2 separate regions of the Mus musculus genome follow, and region 2 is linked to region 1. The links are chromatin loops, found by intact Hi-C in ENCODE. Cell type or tissue: gastrocnemius. All regions are shown on one strand. Each heading gives the region's core, and the rest is flanking DNA. Links, peaks and the distances in the headings are about the cores only.

Region 1 (8,334 bases), core at 202-8,201:
CAAAGTACATTGGATGCTTTCATGAAAATGGTCTTGAATAGTTTCATTGAAAAGGAAAATTGGGTCTATTTCCTTATTAATCTGGAAATTAATGGTGTGAATAATTAATCAATGTTATAAATCCACTGCATGTTGAACATTCCTCCTTAAAAGAAGGTAGGAGGGGGGCAGATGGCAAATAGAATGACTCTCAAGTGTTTCCTAGGAGACCATAATTGCCCAAGCATCCCTAAACCTGAGCAGCAGTGACAGGCTCCAAGTATATATACAGGCAGCCAGAATGAGACTCTAGAGTCTGTTAGACAGGTCAGAAGGGATCAGCACACACTTGGGAGGCTTAAAGGACTCTGTGTTCAAAATGAACCAACTCTGGCTCCTGCTCCTTGACCTCCCTCATCTGTTAAGTGAGAGCAGAGTGGACAAGTCTTCAGGTTGCTCCCCAGGAAGCAACTACAGAAATTGTGTCCACTTCCAGTGATCAAAATAACATAATCTCCTTTACATGTTCTCATTAGGTAGAGCCTAGTACTCTGTGTAAATATTTAATAAAATATTTCCTGACTTGAGCATGCCCTAACTGGGGAATAGCCTATCTCTGGGACACTAGAGTGAGCTGACTCCATAATACAGACCCTTCGACTAGACAAAGGAAAGAACTACACAGGACCCATCATGGTTTCTTAAAACCATTTCCAGGTGTTTTAAATGTACCTAGATCGTGATGATAAAACAATAAGAAATGCTCGGAGCACCAAGTCTCCCGGATATAATTAGATTCAATGGGAGCTTGGCAATTTACTTGTCCGCATTAACAATCTGTTCATATGGGTGTGATACAAACCACAGGAAACAGATACAACGCTCTGGAAGATTACAAGCCATCAGCAGCAACCTATAAAAGTAAGATGTCAACTTAATTGTCTCAGGGAAAGATGAGTTCCATAACAGTCTTTGTTAGAACTCATACACAGAGCACCGTCCCACCTGCACGCAGCAAAGTTCAAAGCAAAGCAGGGAGTGGGGGCCGGCAAAGAGGGGGGGTGGCGGGGGGGTCAAAGGCGCTTGTGAGTTTTCTTTGCCTTTCAAGTCTCCTGATTTCCTCTATCATACCGTTTGAACAGATGTGTAGAGTGTAGAAAGGACGTCCAGCAGTCTATCTGCCTACACAGTGAGAATGTGCATCCAGTTCTCAGAGGACCCGCTATGCAGCTGAGTGTAGGGAGGGTGCACTATCCTACCTGCCGTAGGTCTGGGGACTTGGAGCAGTGCTGCAAAGTGAGAATCGATCTGGGAGGCAGTCAAAGCTGCGGGCAGCCCCAGACAGTAACAGCTCATAATGCAAACCTAAAAGCTATTTTTCTATTCTTTAAATCTGGTTTCTGATTGTTAATGACACATCAAATAGACGGAGAAGGTAAATTTTAAAAAGGAGGGTATCTATATGAATCGCATATAGCCTTTTATTTTGGTAAGTAAAACTTTTGGGGTGGAAAACTATAACCATTTGAGATGGTCATTGTCTGTAGTTAGGGTAGCACACACAGTCAGGAATCTGAGCTCATACCTTCTCCTCTCCACCCGCAGACTGGCACAGTATCAGAAGGAGCCAATCATTCTAGAGTGTACTTGGCAGACTTCAGGCCACCATCTTAAGAAACAGGAGACTGCTTTATCTCAGGGCACTGTAAACAACACTTTCCACCCCAGGAGAAACGTAAAACTGTTACTGAGGTCAGTGAGAAGGGTCTGTGGCCTGCCTCAGAAGCAAGCATCTCTATGCAAGCAGGCTAGACTCCAAAGCCTCTGGAGCCCTCCAGGATAGCCAGGGAGATAAGCATCGCACAGAGAGGCACTGTGAAACTCTCCTTGCAGGGAAGTAGGAGACCCTGGTGCAGATAGAGCTCTCTCCACGCCCTCAGAGCTAGGTGCTATTTTTCAGACTGGAAAGAACGCTTTAAAAAAAATATTTTCAGTCTCTTTGTTAAACAAAGGAAAAGGTGACAGACATAGTGCCACTGCTCTTTGAATGACACTCCAGAAAAGCAAACACTCACCTCACACTTAGAAAAGCAGTGGGGAGAGAGGGACCCCGGTTTATTCTACATGTGGCCGTCCATAAATAACCCTGAGGTAATACTTCACTTCTGCAGTGGCCTCTCAGAAGGCCTGCTGGCATGGCGTACGTAGCAGACCTGACTGCCAATACAGTACTTTGCACTTCTTGTATTTCAGTGCTAGGCAGGCAGTCTGGGGGGTGGGGTGGGGTAACCAACTATGCCCTTTTGGAACAAAGCAAACCCTGCTGGATGGAGAGGAGGGACCCCCCTGCTTGTCTCTGCAGGCGCTATCATAGGGACTGTGTGCCACTTCCCTGGACTTGATCTTTCATTTAAACAATGAATCAAACCCAGACACGGCATGGCTCTGCAGGGTAACGTGTGTGCACGCTGTTCATGTCCTGTGTACAAAGCAGGACCTCGTATAATAAAACCAAGGAGATGGCCAAAAGAAAACTGGGCTCCAGAGCAAAAGGTTCCCTGCGACTGGGTCTCCCAGAAGGATGAGTGCAGATGCTTGCTGGGCTCAGGGAGGGCAGTTCAGGGGGCGGGGCGGGGCGGGGGCGGGGCTGGAGCTGGAGCTGGGAAGTGCTTATTTAGGACAGATTGACTGTCCTAAATAACTGTTCTCCGAGCTCATTTGCTTCCTGTGACCCCAGGCCTCAAGGAGATGCCTCCCTACCTGCCTTCCTACACAGGTTGGCCCTAAAGAGTTAGGTTAGGTACAGCCTTCATCCACAGCGGTGAGACGCAATAGAGAGCAAACCCCAACTCTGTATCTCCTTAAGAAGCAGCCTCCTCCAAGAGGGTCCCCTAAGAGTCCACAGCCATCTATTCAGACTACACAAATTCAGTCAGATACAGGGGTTGTTAAATTGGGCAATTATAAGAATTCCAAATACACACACACACACACACACACACACGTATATGTAAATATATATACATATATATACACACACACACATCGTTAAGAGTTAAGATTTATTCATTGTATATACGTGAGTACACTGTTGCTTTCTTCAAACGCATCAGAAGAGGGCATCAGATCCCATTACAGATGGTTGTGAGCCATCATGTGGTTGTTGGGATTTGAACTCAGGACCTCTGGAAAAGCAGTTAGTGCTCTTAACCACTAAGCCCTCCAACTATATTTTTAAAACTCAATAAAAGAAACACACGGGACACAGACTCTTTGCAAATGATTTCTTTTTGTCTAACAACACAGTGGTCAGCAGTGTATAACTGAGGCTCTGGACTAGCAAACACTGGACCATGGCAGTGGGTAAGTGTGGCAGGTTAGACCAGCACTCACAAAGCTCAGAACACCAGGGCGGGGCTCTACTTCAGGAACCACAGAGCTTCCAAGGTCAGGAAAGGTGTGGCTACTGTAAGTGCTGTCTAAGTTTTCAGCCAGTGAGGCAGCCTTACATCAGAAGGCTGAAGTGGCAAGTGGCATTCTAAGGTACCTCTCTTCTCCATCATGTCTCAGTCTATGTGCACCCCAAGAAAAACATGTGTACCTCAAACTTCCCTCATGAGGAGAAAAAGGAGTGGAATGAATCTCCTGTGGTATCCCTCTAGAGCTTCCTACATCACCCCCAAACCCTAAATACAAACTGCCTTTTCATTCATTTGGGGGAGAGGAACATTTATTTGCTTTGGCCATACTGAAGCCCACAAATGAGTTTCCAAGTTTAGGGCTGGAGAGCTGGCCCTGCATGCTTTGGATTTACAGAGGTAAACTTCCACAGGTCCGTCTAGCAAGGTGGTATAACACATAAGTTCCCTCCCTGGCTTCACATCTGGGCTCTGCCTCCTCGTACTGTGTGACCTCACACACCTTATTCACCCTCTCTGTGCCTCATTGCACTCAGTTCTAGGATGTCGATGATGATCGGACCTTCTTCTGGGGCTGCAGCCAGATTATATGAATTGATCTTTGTGAATGCTAAGGAAAGCACCTAATGAAATGTAAACATTCTGATCACCTTCATCTTCCTGTCTTCAAGCAAAAGTAGAAGGCACAGCAGTGACATCTTAAACATCGAGACCTTACCAGGGCATCCTAAGGATGAGGAGACCACATCTGCTGTCTTCCAAGGTCAAGATTATTTCAGGAATGGGAAACCCAAGAGCAACCTGGGTTCAGGTCAAACCAGACAATTCCAGTGATGGAGGAAATAGACACTGCCCAGACAATGGTATGAAATGTGCTCATGACAGCCTAGACCTGGTGCCAACCCAGAGCAGGAGCCAGCAAGTAAATGGTTGGCAGCAGAGCAGTGACTGTATCCAGGCTGAGGATGAGGGATACAAGAAAGCCTTTACCTGACAAGAGAGTATGGGTCCCCTCTTCTGCCCAGCCTGGAAGGATCATAAGCCACCAGCATACAGAGCCAGTCCTCCAGGCTCAGTACAGTCCTGGATGAGCTGTGTTTGTCTCCAGTCTGCATCTATCCTCCAAAGACGTCTTCTCTGCCAAGCGTTCTATTCCTTATGAACTAAAGTAAATGTTTAAGTTCCTTGGACTGTACACCGTCAGCGCCTTAGTCCAGGGTACGCTGCCATCTAAGGCGTGTGCTGAGAAATCTCGGTGCCCCATGACACACAAACTTCCCAGCATCTTCTACCACTCAAGAAATGTGATGTCCCACATTGATTTCATTAAATAATCCCGTTAGATCAAAGACTTAAAACACAATGTTTTACTTAGAACCTTCCTAAAACAAACAAAAAACAAAAACAAAACAAAAACCAAGCTCCCTCTGTCTGCACTGTTTGTACTCTTCCAACACCCTAACAATCCAGTTTCCTGTTGTCTTTTAAATGCGCATGCTCTGAACTTCTTACAACCAAGTTTACTCCCAGGGAAAGATGAAGAGCCATTTGCCTGATAACATGCCTTGTCGGATTACCCTTCTACCAACTGATATATAGAAAAGTAATTACCTCTTAAATACTAATAAAAGGAAATTTGAGCAACCAGGAAGATACGTCGCAGATGCATATCCAAGCGCCCACCCTTGGGTCACACTGTGACATCACCAGGACAAAGCTCAACCCCAACAAAGAGAAATCAAACAGACAGACATGTAGTTCCCACCCGCCAGGCAGGCTGGTGAGCCACAAGATGTTTTACGGTTCTTTCTAACATTTCAGATAGAAGCTATACTCTCTGTCCCTTTAGGAGGCCATTGTCACCTCCCTCTCTCTACCTATCAGCCTCGACTTTCTACCTTTCACCCACCTCACCGGTGGGCCTTGGCAAACCCTGAACAACTTGATGCAGCAGAACTTCTGAATTCTGCAAGCAGAAGGCCCGCAAGAGGAGAAATGCCACCCTTCCTGGAAGCCAGTGCAAGGAGGCCGAGAGAGGCCAGCTTCTCAGGGGCCTGCTCTTTCACACTACATGGCACAGCCAGGGTGAGCAGACGAGGGGGACTCTGCTTATCCCTAGGCCACCCTGAGGCCCCTGAGGAAAGCCCCTGACTAGGGCATCCAGGCCTTCCCCACACCGACCAATGTGCAGCTGCAACCACCCCCATCCCCCAATAAAACTTCCTTGATGTTTCAGCCTGCCAGGCCTTTGTTTTAACAAATGTCTGTTTGTATGAATGGAGATCAGCACTTGCTGATTTGAAGTTGAGGGTATAGGGACAGTGTAATGTGGGCTTGATCCTTCAAGAAGCCTCTAGAGCTCCCATAGGAGAGAGTGGAAAGTGAAACCCCTACAGACTCAGGAGCCAAAAGGACGGGCAACTTAAAGCACTTGGAGGTACCCATGGGACATAACACTCCTGCACAGCTCAGACATGCCACATTTTTGGAGAGGTCATAGCACACAGCCTGCACTAAAGACTCAATGCACGTGTCATGCATCTCATAAGTACCATGTGCGTCCATTCTATAGAAAGGGGAAACTGAGGCTTTGAAAGCTTTGAGGGGCTCACTCAAAGATACTATATGTTGAGAGCTAGTGTATGGCATTCCTGAGCCCACAGTCCTCCAGCTGATGTCTCAGAGTAGCCTCTGGCACCAGTATGGGCCCTCAGTTGGGTAATGTACCCTACCTTCCCTATCTGTGAAGGTATAAATAATTCCTACCCTGGCCATACTGCTATACAGATCAAATGGTCCCCACAAGAAAGCTAAAAGATACCATCAGTTTGAGTATTTTCAGGGCTGAACCATGTATTTGAAGAATCAAATGTGTGGAGTGGATAGGAAATAGTTAATCACTATAAATTATTTAGTAGAGAAGACAGAGTTAAAGTTGAATTGTGAAGGGCTGGCATAGAACTTTCCTGGTCCTAGCTCACACACAAAAAGTCACAACCTCCAAAAGGCACCCATGCCCTCTCCAAGAGTAAACACCTACGCAGGGTGAGGTGAGTGACCCTTTAAGACCACTTTTAAAAAGCTAATTATTCTACCAGTCAGGGAATCAGCCACATGGCTTGGGACAAAATGTCCAAAGAGTGTACTGAGTATGATGTTCTCAGCAAATGGGGTCCATGGTGCAGAAATGTCACTCCTGTGTTAACTCCTGAATTAAATGAGTTTATGAGATACAAGAGTAAAAACAATTTTAATTAGCATGATTTTATGCATAATGAAAGTAACTAACGGTTAAAAATGGGTATTTAGGTGTTCCACTTAGTCCTAAAACTTCAACCATTCAAGTTGGCCTGATGCTTTTAGAAAGAAAGAAAGAAAGAAAGAAAGAAAGAAAGAAAGAAAGAAAGAAAGAATTCAATTAGAAAAATGAGAAACTATTTAAACTGACAAGTACTTTATATTTACACAGATTTAATAGGGGATACCAAAGACACCATCACCAACTGGGCTTCAAAGCAATGTATCCATCTCGTGTGGGAGTGTCTATGGCTTATACATACATTCATCCTTTTACTCTTTTACAACAAGTATTTCTTCTATAACCCTTTTATGCTGTTCATGGCCTAAAAAACACCCAAGAACTAAAACTCTACCATGTGACTATGACTGTATAGACATTTGGTGGCTGGCTTCATACACCAGCGGGGCATCACTTACCCAGCTGGGTTTGCTCCTTTTGAAATGAAAAATGGCAAGGGACCTCACGTATAGGCAAGGGACCAAAAGCCATACCTACACCCTGGTTCTCCTTAGTTTAAATCCAACTTTCAGCATATGCGTTTATCATACTGAGAATGTTTCTGAAATACAAAGCAGGTTCCTCCTCCTCTCAGCAAAGAGTGTACAGCTTAAAAGTGACTTGGGTCAAACCAGGGACTTGGGTCTTACTGCTGTGACGTTTAACTTACAAGAAGACTTAAACAGAACCCAGGAAGTACACCAACAATGCCAGCTTAATTCCCCAAAGCATGAAGATGGGTGCAGGTTGTGGGGAAAACGCCCTCAGAAAGCAGGAAGGAGGACATGTTCTCGGAGATGCAGCAAACATGCAGGCAAAGAACCCCACACCACAGCCTGATCGACTTAAGGGCTCTGGGCCAGAGAGAAGGGTCAGTGGGCAAGTTTTAATGAAGAACTGTCTGAAACTAGTTCTGTAGTGTGGACTGGAGGACAAAGGGGCTTCCAGGGACTTGCAGTGCAGTTGGACTTCCTTCCTTCCTTCCTTCCTTCCTTCCTTCCTTCCTTCCTTCCTTCCTTCCTTCCTTCCTTCCTTCCTTCCTCCATCCCTCCCTCCATCCCTTTTTATACCAAAGGCTCACTATGTGGCTCTGGCTGGCCTCAGACCTGCAGAGATCCACCTGCCTCTGCAGTGCTCGGATTAAAAGCGAGCTGGACCTATGCCTGGCTCGGCTCCTTTGTTCACAGGAAATCTCACAATGGTAAGTGTGATGTGGTTCTCTGGCTTAGATGCTGAAGAAAAGAAACAATATAAAAGTTCCTAGGAAGCTGCTACACCCATGCTGAAAATGCCAATGACCCGATTAGATCCTCTGCAACTGGAGAAGCCTAGAATGTTACAAGTCTAGAGCCAATATTGAGCTACCTTTAGCCCTCTTAATGCATCTGACCTAACAATCCAACCTTGTGACCTCCTGGTAAATTGTTTTGGAATGCACAAACATATCTCACTAGCTTCCACCAACCCAAAAGACAACATCCAAGACCTACAGGAGAGAGTTTTCCACGTTTTTGTAATCTACCTTATATTTCCAAATACCTTGATTTATTGAAACTGTGACCACATTAGAACTTGATGTTTGAGGCAACACGAATGTGTCTGGGGAGCTATGACCATCTGGACTAAACCACCTCTTAT
Region 2 (8,334 bases), core at 77-8,076, 1.4 Mb after region 1:
CATCACTTCTGTTAGTTTCAGTGTGTCCCTGTTTAGTTTCTGTTTCCATGATCTGTCCATTGGTGAAAGTGGTGTGTTGAAGTCTCCCACTATTATTGTGTGAGGTGCAATGTGTGCTTTGAGCTTTACTAAAGTTTCTTTAATGAATGTGGCTGCCCTTGTATTTGGAGCATAGATATTCAGAATTGAGAGTTCCTCTTGGAGGATTTTACATTTGATGAGAACGAAGTGCCCCTCCTTGTCTTTTTTGATGACTTTGGGTTGGAAGTCAATCTTATCAGATATTAGGATGGCTACTCCAGCTTGTTTCTTCATACCATTTGCTTGGAAAATTGTTTTCCAGCCTTTTATTCTGAGGTAGTGTCTATCTTTTTCTCTGAGATGTGTCTCCTGTAAACAGCAAAATGTTGGGTCTTGTTTGTGTAGCCAGTTTGTTAGTCTATGTCTTTTTATTGGGGAGTTGAGATCATTGATGTTAAGAGATATTAAGGAAAAGTAATTGTTGCTTCCTGTTATTTTTGTTGTTAAAGTTGGCATTCTGTTCTTGTGGCTATCTTCTTTTAGGTTTGTTGAGGGATTACCTTCTTGTTTTTTCTAGGGCATTGTTCCCGTTCTTGTATTGGTTTTTTTCTGTTATTAACCTTTGAAGGGCTGGATTCGTGGAGAGATAATGTGTGAATTTGGTTTTGTCGTGGAATACTTTGGTTTCTCCATCTATGGTAATTGAGAGTTTGGCTGGGTATAGTAGCCTGGGCTGGAATTTGTGTTCTCTTAGTGTCTGTATAACATCTGTCCAGGCTCTTCTGGCTTTCATAGTCTCTGGTGAAAAATCTGGTGTAATTCTGATAGGCTTGCCTTTGTATGTTACTTGACCTTTTTCCCTTACCGCTTTTAGTATTCTATCTTTATTTAGTGCATTTGTTGTTCTGATTATTATGTGTCGGGAGGAATTTCTTTTCTGGTCCAGTCTATTTGGAGTTCTGTAGGCTTCTTGTATGTTCATAGGTATCTCTTTCTTTATATTTGGAAAGTTTTCTTCAATAATTTTGTTGAAGATATTTGCTGGTCCTTTGAGTTGAAAATCTTCATTCTCATCCACTCCTATTATCCGTAGGTTTGGTCTTCTCATTGTGTCCTGGATTTCCTGGATATTTTGAGTTAGGATCTTTTTGCATTTTCCATTTTCTTTGATTGTTGTGCCGATGTTCTCTATCGAATCTTCTGCACCTGAGATTCTCTCTTCCATCTCTTGTATTCTGTTGCTGATGCTCAAATCTATGGTTCCAGATTTCTTTCCTAGGGTTTCTATCTCCAGTGTTGCCTCACTTTGAGTTTTCTTTATTGTGTCTACTTCCCTTTTTAGGTCTAGTATGGTTTTGTTCATTTCCGTCACCTGTTTGTATGTTTTTTCCTCTTTTTCTGTAAGGACTTCTACCTGTTTGATTGTGTTTTCCTGTTTTTCTTTAAGGACTTGTAACTCTTTAGCAGTGTTCTCCTGTATTTCTTTAAGTGATTTATTAAAGTCCTTCTTGATGTCCTCTACCATCATCATGAGTTATGCTTTTAAATCTAGGTCTAGGTTTTCGGTTGTGTTGGGGTGCCCTGGACTGGGCGAAGTGGGAGTGCTGGGTTCTGATGATGGTGAGTGGTCTTGGTTCCTGTTAGTAGTGCTCAGAGCACTCTCTGCTGGCAAGCTCTCTTACAGGGATGGTGCGCAGATATCTTGTTTTTGGACCTCCTCCTGGTCAAAGAAGAAGGCCCAAAACAGGGCCTCTCTCAGAAGCTGTGTTGCTTTGGCAGTTCCCAGAAGCTGTCAGCTTCTGTGGTGCAGACTCTCACCTGTGCAGACTAAATTCCTAAGTTCCAGGGAGTCCTGGAACCCAGATGGCGACCGCTGCTGCTGAGGCTGAGGCCACCTCCCAAGCCAGGCAGACACCTGTCCTCTGGTCCGGAAGGTGGCCGGCTGTCTGCGGCCCGCCAAGGGTGCTGCCTCAGCGGCTCTGTGCTTCTGCCTGTCCCAGAAGCTGTCCGGTTCTCTAGCGCACCCTCTAACCTGTTCAGACTAATTTCCTAAGTTCTGCTGAGTCCTGGAACCAAGATGGCAACCGCTGCTGCTGAGGCTGAGGCCGCCTCCCCAGGTTTGCTTTTTTCATTGTGTCCTGAATTTCCTGGGTTAGGAGATTTTTTCACTTTGTATTTCCTTTGACTGTTGTGTCAATATCTTCTATGGTATCTTCTATTCCTGAGATTCTCTCTTCTCTGTTGTGTATTCTGTTGGTGATGCGTGTGTATCTGTTACTCCTGATCTCTTTCCTAGGTTTTCCACCTCCAGTGTTGCCTTCTTTTGTGATTTCTGTATTGTTTCTATTTCCATTTACAGGTCTTGGATCACTTTGTTCAATTCCTTCACCTGCTTGATTGTGTTTTCCTGTAATTCTTTAAAAGGATTAACCTGTTAGCTCTTTAACGTCTTCTAACTGTTTACCTGTGCTCTCTTGTATTTCGTTAAGGAAGTTATGTTCTCCTTAAGGTTCTCTGTCATCTTCATGAAATGAGATTTTTAAGCCAGGATCTCTCTTTTCAGGTATGTTAGGGTATCCAGGACTTGCTGTGGTGGGAGAACTGGGTTCTGATGGTGCCAAGTGGCATTTGTTTCTGTTGCTTATGTTCTTGCACTTTCCTCTCGACATCTTGTTATTGCTTGTGTTAATTGGCCTTGTTGTTTCTGACTGGAACCTGTCTCTAGTTATGACAGACCTCCTGGGAATTCAGCTGTCCCTGGGAGTGGGAGGGGATTGGGAGTGCCACCTCTGTTCCAGGCAGAGCTGCTTCCTAGAAGGATGATGTGCTTCAGGCAGGGCAGATAGGTTCTGCCTCCACTGGGCCCCATGGGGGTCCCAGTTATACTAGGTATTAGGGTGGAGGGGTGTGTCTCACCTGCAAGCCTAATTATGATGGACATCTTGGGAGTCAAGCTGTCTCTGGGTGTCCTGATTTTAGTTTTTATGTGAATGTGCTCAGCTATTGTTTCCCTTTTACTCACTGTACCAGACATAGTGGAGTATCTTTCTTTTTATAAACTTCCAACCGAAGAAACACTTCAGCTATTTCTTTACTCATTGTGTATCACCTGGCCTTTACAGTCTCTGGCCTCTCTTATACTGGATCACTGAGTAACACAGATGTATTTTGCTTTTTTTTTTTTTTTTAGAATTAATATTTTTATTATGTATTTTCCTCATTTACATTTCCAATGCTATCCAAAAAGTCCCCAATACACTCCCCCTGACTCCTCTACCCACCCACTCCCACTTTTTGGCCCTGGCGTCCCCCTGTACTGGGGCATATAAAGTTTGCAAGTCCAATGGGCCTCTCTTTCCAGTGATGGCCGACTAGGCCATCTTTTGATACATATGCAGCTAGAGTCAAGAGCTCCAGGGTACTGGTTAGTTCATATTGTTGTTCCACCTATAGGGTTGCAGTTCCCTTTAGCTCCTTGGGTACTTTCTCTAGCTCCTCCATTGGGGGCCCTGTGATCCATCTGATAGCTGACTGTCAGCATCCACTTCTGTGTTTGCTAGGCCCCGGCATAGTCTCACAAGAGACAGCCATATATGGGTCCTTTCAGCAAAATCTTGCTAGTGTGTGCAATGGTGTCAGCGTTTGGAAGCTGATTATGGGATGGATCCCTAGATATGGCCGTCTCTAGATGGTCCATCCTTTTGTCTCAGCTCCAAACTTTGTCTCTGTAACTCCTTCCATGGGTATTCTGTTCCCAATTCTAAGAAGGGGCAAAGTGTCCACACTTTGGTCTTCGTTCTTCTTGAGTTTCATGTGTGACCTTTCAGAGGGAAGCAAAGACTCTGCCAGGTCATTTATGTGAAGAATCTGTGGTGTTTGTTCAGCTGGAGCTGAAGAATTGGTTGTGACTAACAAGAGACCCAAAACCACTAAAGTCAAACCTTTGCTTTGCTGGGATAATGGATGCTGGTCCACCGGGGCTGAGGAATCAGCTGTGGTTAGAGGAGACCAGCGTCACTGAGGTGAAATCTGGGAAGTGTTTTCTGAGAGTCAGTACACAGAAGCTGTGTTCCAGAGGCAGCCAAGGCTGTACCTTGCTTTGGTCATGGTGGTTCACCACAGCAATAGTGTTCCTAAGAAGGGCGACATCTGACTTCATTTCCAGAAGACTACGTGAGGACCCTCATAGGAGATGAAGTTGTTTTTATAAATTTAGTAATGATGAGCTTGTTCAGTTTTTCTATACGAGGCATGCACTTGCTTATGTTTAATAAAAGTTCTACACGTTTCCTGTAGGTGGCGCAGAAAGCACAGGTAGGAAAACGGGGAACGTTTTTATATTGTAATCTGAAACAGAATAAAATACAATCTATTTCTATATTTTCATAATTTGATCATTGAGGTGACGCTATGTCGTATATTTGAGAAATTTTAACGTATGCAATATTTTTTTGGAGTAGAGTGAAACGCTTCGACCATAGGGAAAGTTTGATGATTACCTTCCGTTTACCGTGATTATTGTAGAAGACGCTTGCTGTCATGCACAGAAGCCGCCACAGGGGGGCAGCGCAGTGCTGTGTAGGAAATGATTCAGCTGTACATTAATAGGTTCAGAAATAAGGCAGTGGGATAGAATCAATTATCTATTCAGTAATATGAATTAATATGAAGGCTTTAATAATTCATGATAACTGGCTTTTCTGAAAATAACCAGTCTGTATTATCATTACCACATTATCAAAACAGATCTTAATAACCTAGTGTCCTACAGTTTAATTCAGGTCTCTAAGAGACTTCCTAAGCCACAGCTATGTTAGAAACTAAAGTACCATGGAGCTTACATCTAACACTACAAGTCCCTAAAGCAGGTCTCACCAGGGGATTGCAAAGGGCCTTTTGCCACCTTTCTCTTCTTACATTTCTTTCCCCTTTCAGATTCTGCTTCATGCTTCTATCAATTTTAATTATTAAAGAAATGTATGCTAATACAAAAAGTGCCAAATGGTATAGAAATATATTTTGTATGGTCTAGAAATGTACTTCATGCTTTATCTCATATTTGTATGTTTTTAGGGTTGAGATATGAATTTGTATCTATTTAACAACTTCCTTTTTATTACGGCATGTTTGCAATGTTTTTTTTTTTATTTTTTTTTTTTTTAAATCATGCTTGTAAGACAGCTTTTATACTTTTTATCGTTACTTACTTGCATGTCTGTGTTTTGGTTTGCCTGTGCCATGGCATGTGTGTGGAAGTCAGATGACAGCTGCTGTAATAGTGGGAGTGGAGTTAAGATGCTAAAGTGATGCTTCCAAAATGGTGAGACAGTAGGACAGTTGTGATAGAAGTCATGTGAATAAGAGTCACAGTAGTAAGGAATATCTCAAAGGAAGGCCTAGCAGATTACGTAAAAGACAGCGAATTCTGCATTGATGCTGTGGCCTTGGCTGGGGGAGAGGGACCCTGCACTTCAGAGAAGTAAGAAAAACAAATTGGAAAAATTGTAGGCATGTTTATCTTGTAAGTTAAATAAGTAAATTCTGTAGGGTGCTCACAATATGTTGTTAATATGTTGTTGCCATTTATATGGGCGTATGTGTGTGTGTGTGTGTGTGTGTGTGTGTGTGTGTGTACATTCTGAAGTATTTTAAAGCTCCTGATAGTATCCATCAGAAAACATTCGCTGGAAAAGGGATAAGGATAGAAAGATGACTCAGTGTTTAAGAACAGTATTGCTCTTGTAGAGGACCTGATTTTGGTTTCTAGCACCCAATACTACTCTATTCGTGGCTGCTTACAACTCCAATATCAGGGTATCTGGCACTTTTGGCCTCTAGGTCATCCATACTCACATGCATATACCTCTTACACACATAGCTAATTAAAAAAATATTGTAAAAATTGAGAGCTTCAGCGTTTGTATATAGGCAAATTATGTATTTTATGTAAATGCATAAAAGTGTTTAGGATTCTCAACTCAGGGAAACCCTAGGCCTAGTTTTGTCTTCATTTCTCTTGTGTAATATGTATCCACTAATCCTTAGTTTCTTCCTTTAAACCACAGGAATGATAATAGTAATTTATAAAAACAAAACTCCAGAGCATCCCAAAACTTCCTTGGACTTAAAGGAATGGACTGTGTAAAAACATTTAAAACATGTCCTTACATGTACAGTATATATTCAGCATTTCTATTATATTCATGATTGAAAATACTGCATAAGAATTCTTAGCTTTCCTTATAGTTTTTCACCCCCAAAAAGAATTCTTTCCCTGCTCATTTAGCCTTGCCTGATCCATCACTTTCTGAAGGGTTTTGGCATTTCTAGAAAGGAGTTTAGATTGTTTGTGATGCCAGGTCAGGAGATAAAATGGAGACGTGGGGAGGATAGATGGTCGGCTGATTTCATTCTGTGAGTTAGAAATCATGGACCAGTTTAGGAGCAAAGATCAGGTGTGGAGGGAAATGAAGACAGAGAAGGAAGCATGAGGAAAGAAGAGAGAGCAGGGTTTTGGGGATTAGAAACCAGGAGATTGGGGGCTAGTGAGATGGCTCAGTGGGTAAGAGCACTGGTTACTCCTTGAGGTCCTGAGTTCAAGTCCCAGCAACAGCATGGTGGCTCACAGCCATCTGTAATGGGATCTGATACTCTCTTCTGGTGTGTCTGAAGAGAGTGACAGCATACTCACATACATAACTTAAATAAAAAATTCTTTAAAAAAAATGAGGAGATTGTGCATTAGGCATTCCTGAAAATTGGGGGGAGGGGCAGGTAGAAAGATACCAGAGACAACGGTGGCATTGCTGTCATTGTGGACCATGCATCTGGATTTCTTCTTCATAGTCTTCAACAAGCTTAAGCAAGGTACTTGGAGTCAAGACTTGTATTCTGCTGTATGGAATGTGCCACTCTTCCAGCTGCTGGTGTTGATTGGCAAGGCAAAATTGGGTACATGGCAAAGTGCCCCCTTTCATGTGTGCACTGTTAACTCACAACACAGTGTTTGGTACCTTGCATCACACTAATGTTTGTAACGCTGTAGGAGTCCTGATAACCATGACCAGTTCTGTGCCCCATTTTCACATGGGTCATGGTGGCATTATCATTTTTCAGGTTGTTCGGGCCTACATAACATTCTAATCTCTTACTAAATCCCATCCACATTTACTCAGAAAAATACCACGCTCCTATTATAATTGCCTCAGTTTAATGGCTCCTCTTAAATGTCTACTCGGGTTAGGCTGGTAGCATGGCCCCCTCTGAGAGGCTGAGCTTCACAGTGGAAGAGATGGAGAGTTTGAGAAGGAACAGTGCTCTAAATCCTTTCTCTTGGTTCCAGTTGAGTTGTAATGAACAACAACAACAACAACAACAACAAAAATCTAGCTGGTGGACGGTCTAAGTGTTAGCTCTTTTCCTGCTGAGACTCTTGGGACACTTGACTGGGTCTATGGCAAGGATGCTGAACCCCATGAACGATCAGATTTGGTCAACCTGGAGCCTATCTGGACTATGGAAGACCACTTTCCAGAAGCCAGACTTGTAATTTACTAGCAGTGGTAGGATAGAGAAGAATGTGCAGCCTTGGCTTGATTGATCATAAAAAGGAGGCAGGAGGAGAAATGTCAGCATTTTCGCGGTCAACTCCTGTTCCCCAAAGCTTTAATCTAAGCACGAGCCAGGTATCCCTCACCTTTGTACTGTGGCCCCAATGCTTATATTTTCTCTAAGTTTAATACAAAGTGCCTAAGTCTGGAAACCTGCTAAAAGGCAAATTTCCCTCGGCACCAATGTAATAATCGTTCTTCATAGATTCGAGAATCAGAATTCCTTTTGATTGTTCTGGAACCTGCGTTTCTTAAGGGTTTCTGTTTGAAATCATGTTTTCTCCTGTTCTTTCTCTGTGGAACTGAAACCAGGAATGCTCTGGCTAGGCAAGCTCTCTATTACTGAACTACACTCCTAATCCGCATCTCCCAACTCTTTGAATTTCTCCTTCAGGGATGCACGTTGGAGATGCTGATTCTCAAATGCCTTCATAAGCTGTCACCTGCCCATCCCCAGTGCTGTGTTCTCAGTGTATTCGCCTTTTCTTCTTGAGACTTCCTTACATTCTACTAATTGATGCTGATAGTGCTGTATTCTCAAACCCCCGACACATATGCTTGCCAGTCCATATCGTCCAAGCGAAGCACTTTGATGATCTCACATTCCATATTCTCTGAACAGACCAACGTTTAATCAAGATTGCTTCATCCATTGTCTGGATCTATTTTCATGTTCCGCCTTTGCTTTGACCTCATTTTATCT

What was found. Hi-C counts contacts between places; a loop is a spot of excess contacts. Peaks named below come from ENCODE experiments on the same cell type or tissue, not always from the same donor. Only the 100,000 strongest peaks of a DNase experiment are listed, where the experiment ranks them.
Region 2: a loop joins it to region 1, with 6 times the contacts of the local background. A loop is called at or near these places in 2 of 42 quality-filtered maps.

What each region holds. Positions count from the first base shown.
Region 1 is chr10:58,848,870-58,857,203 of GRCm38, reverse strand. The region is part of intron 1 of Sh3rf3 (SH3 domain containing ring finger 3); the gene reads right to left. Among named protein-coding and RNA genes, the nearest start is that of Sh3rf3, 40 kb to the right of the region's middle. In gastrocnemius, for the core only: no CTCF peak of the experiment used is centred there; a DNase peak (open chromatin) is centred at 4,303; H3K4me3 peaks cover 332 bases; H3K27ac peaks cover 517 bases.
Region 2 is chr10:57,444,369-57,452,702 of GRCm38, reverse strand. No RefSeq gene overlaps it. Among named protein-coding and RNA genes, the nearest start is that of 4930467K11Rik, 38 kb to the left of the region's middle. In gastrocnemius, for the core only: CTCF peaks have their summits at 4,354 (motif pointing right) and 4,558 (motif pointing right); a DNase peak (open chromatin) is centred at 4,578; H3K4me3 peaks cover 299 bases.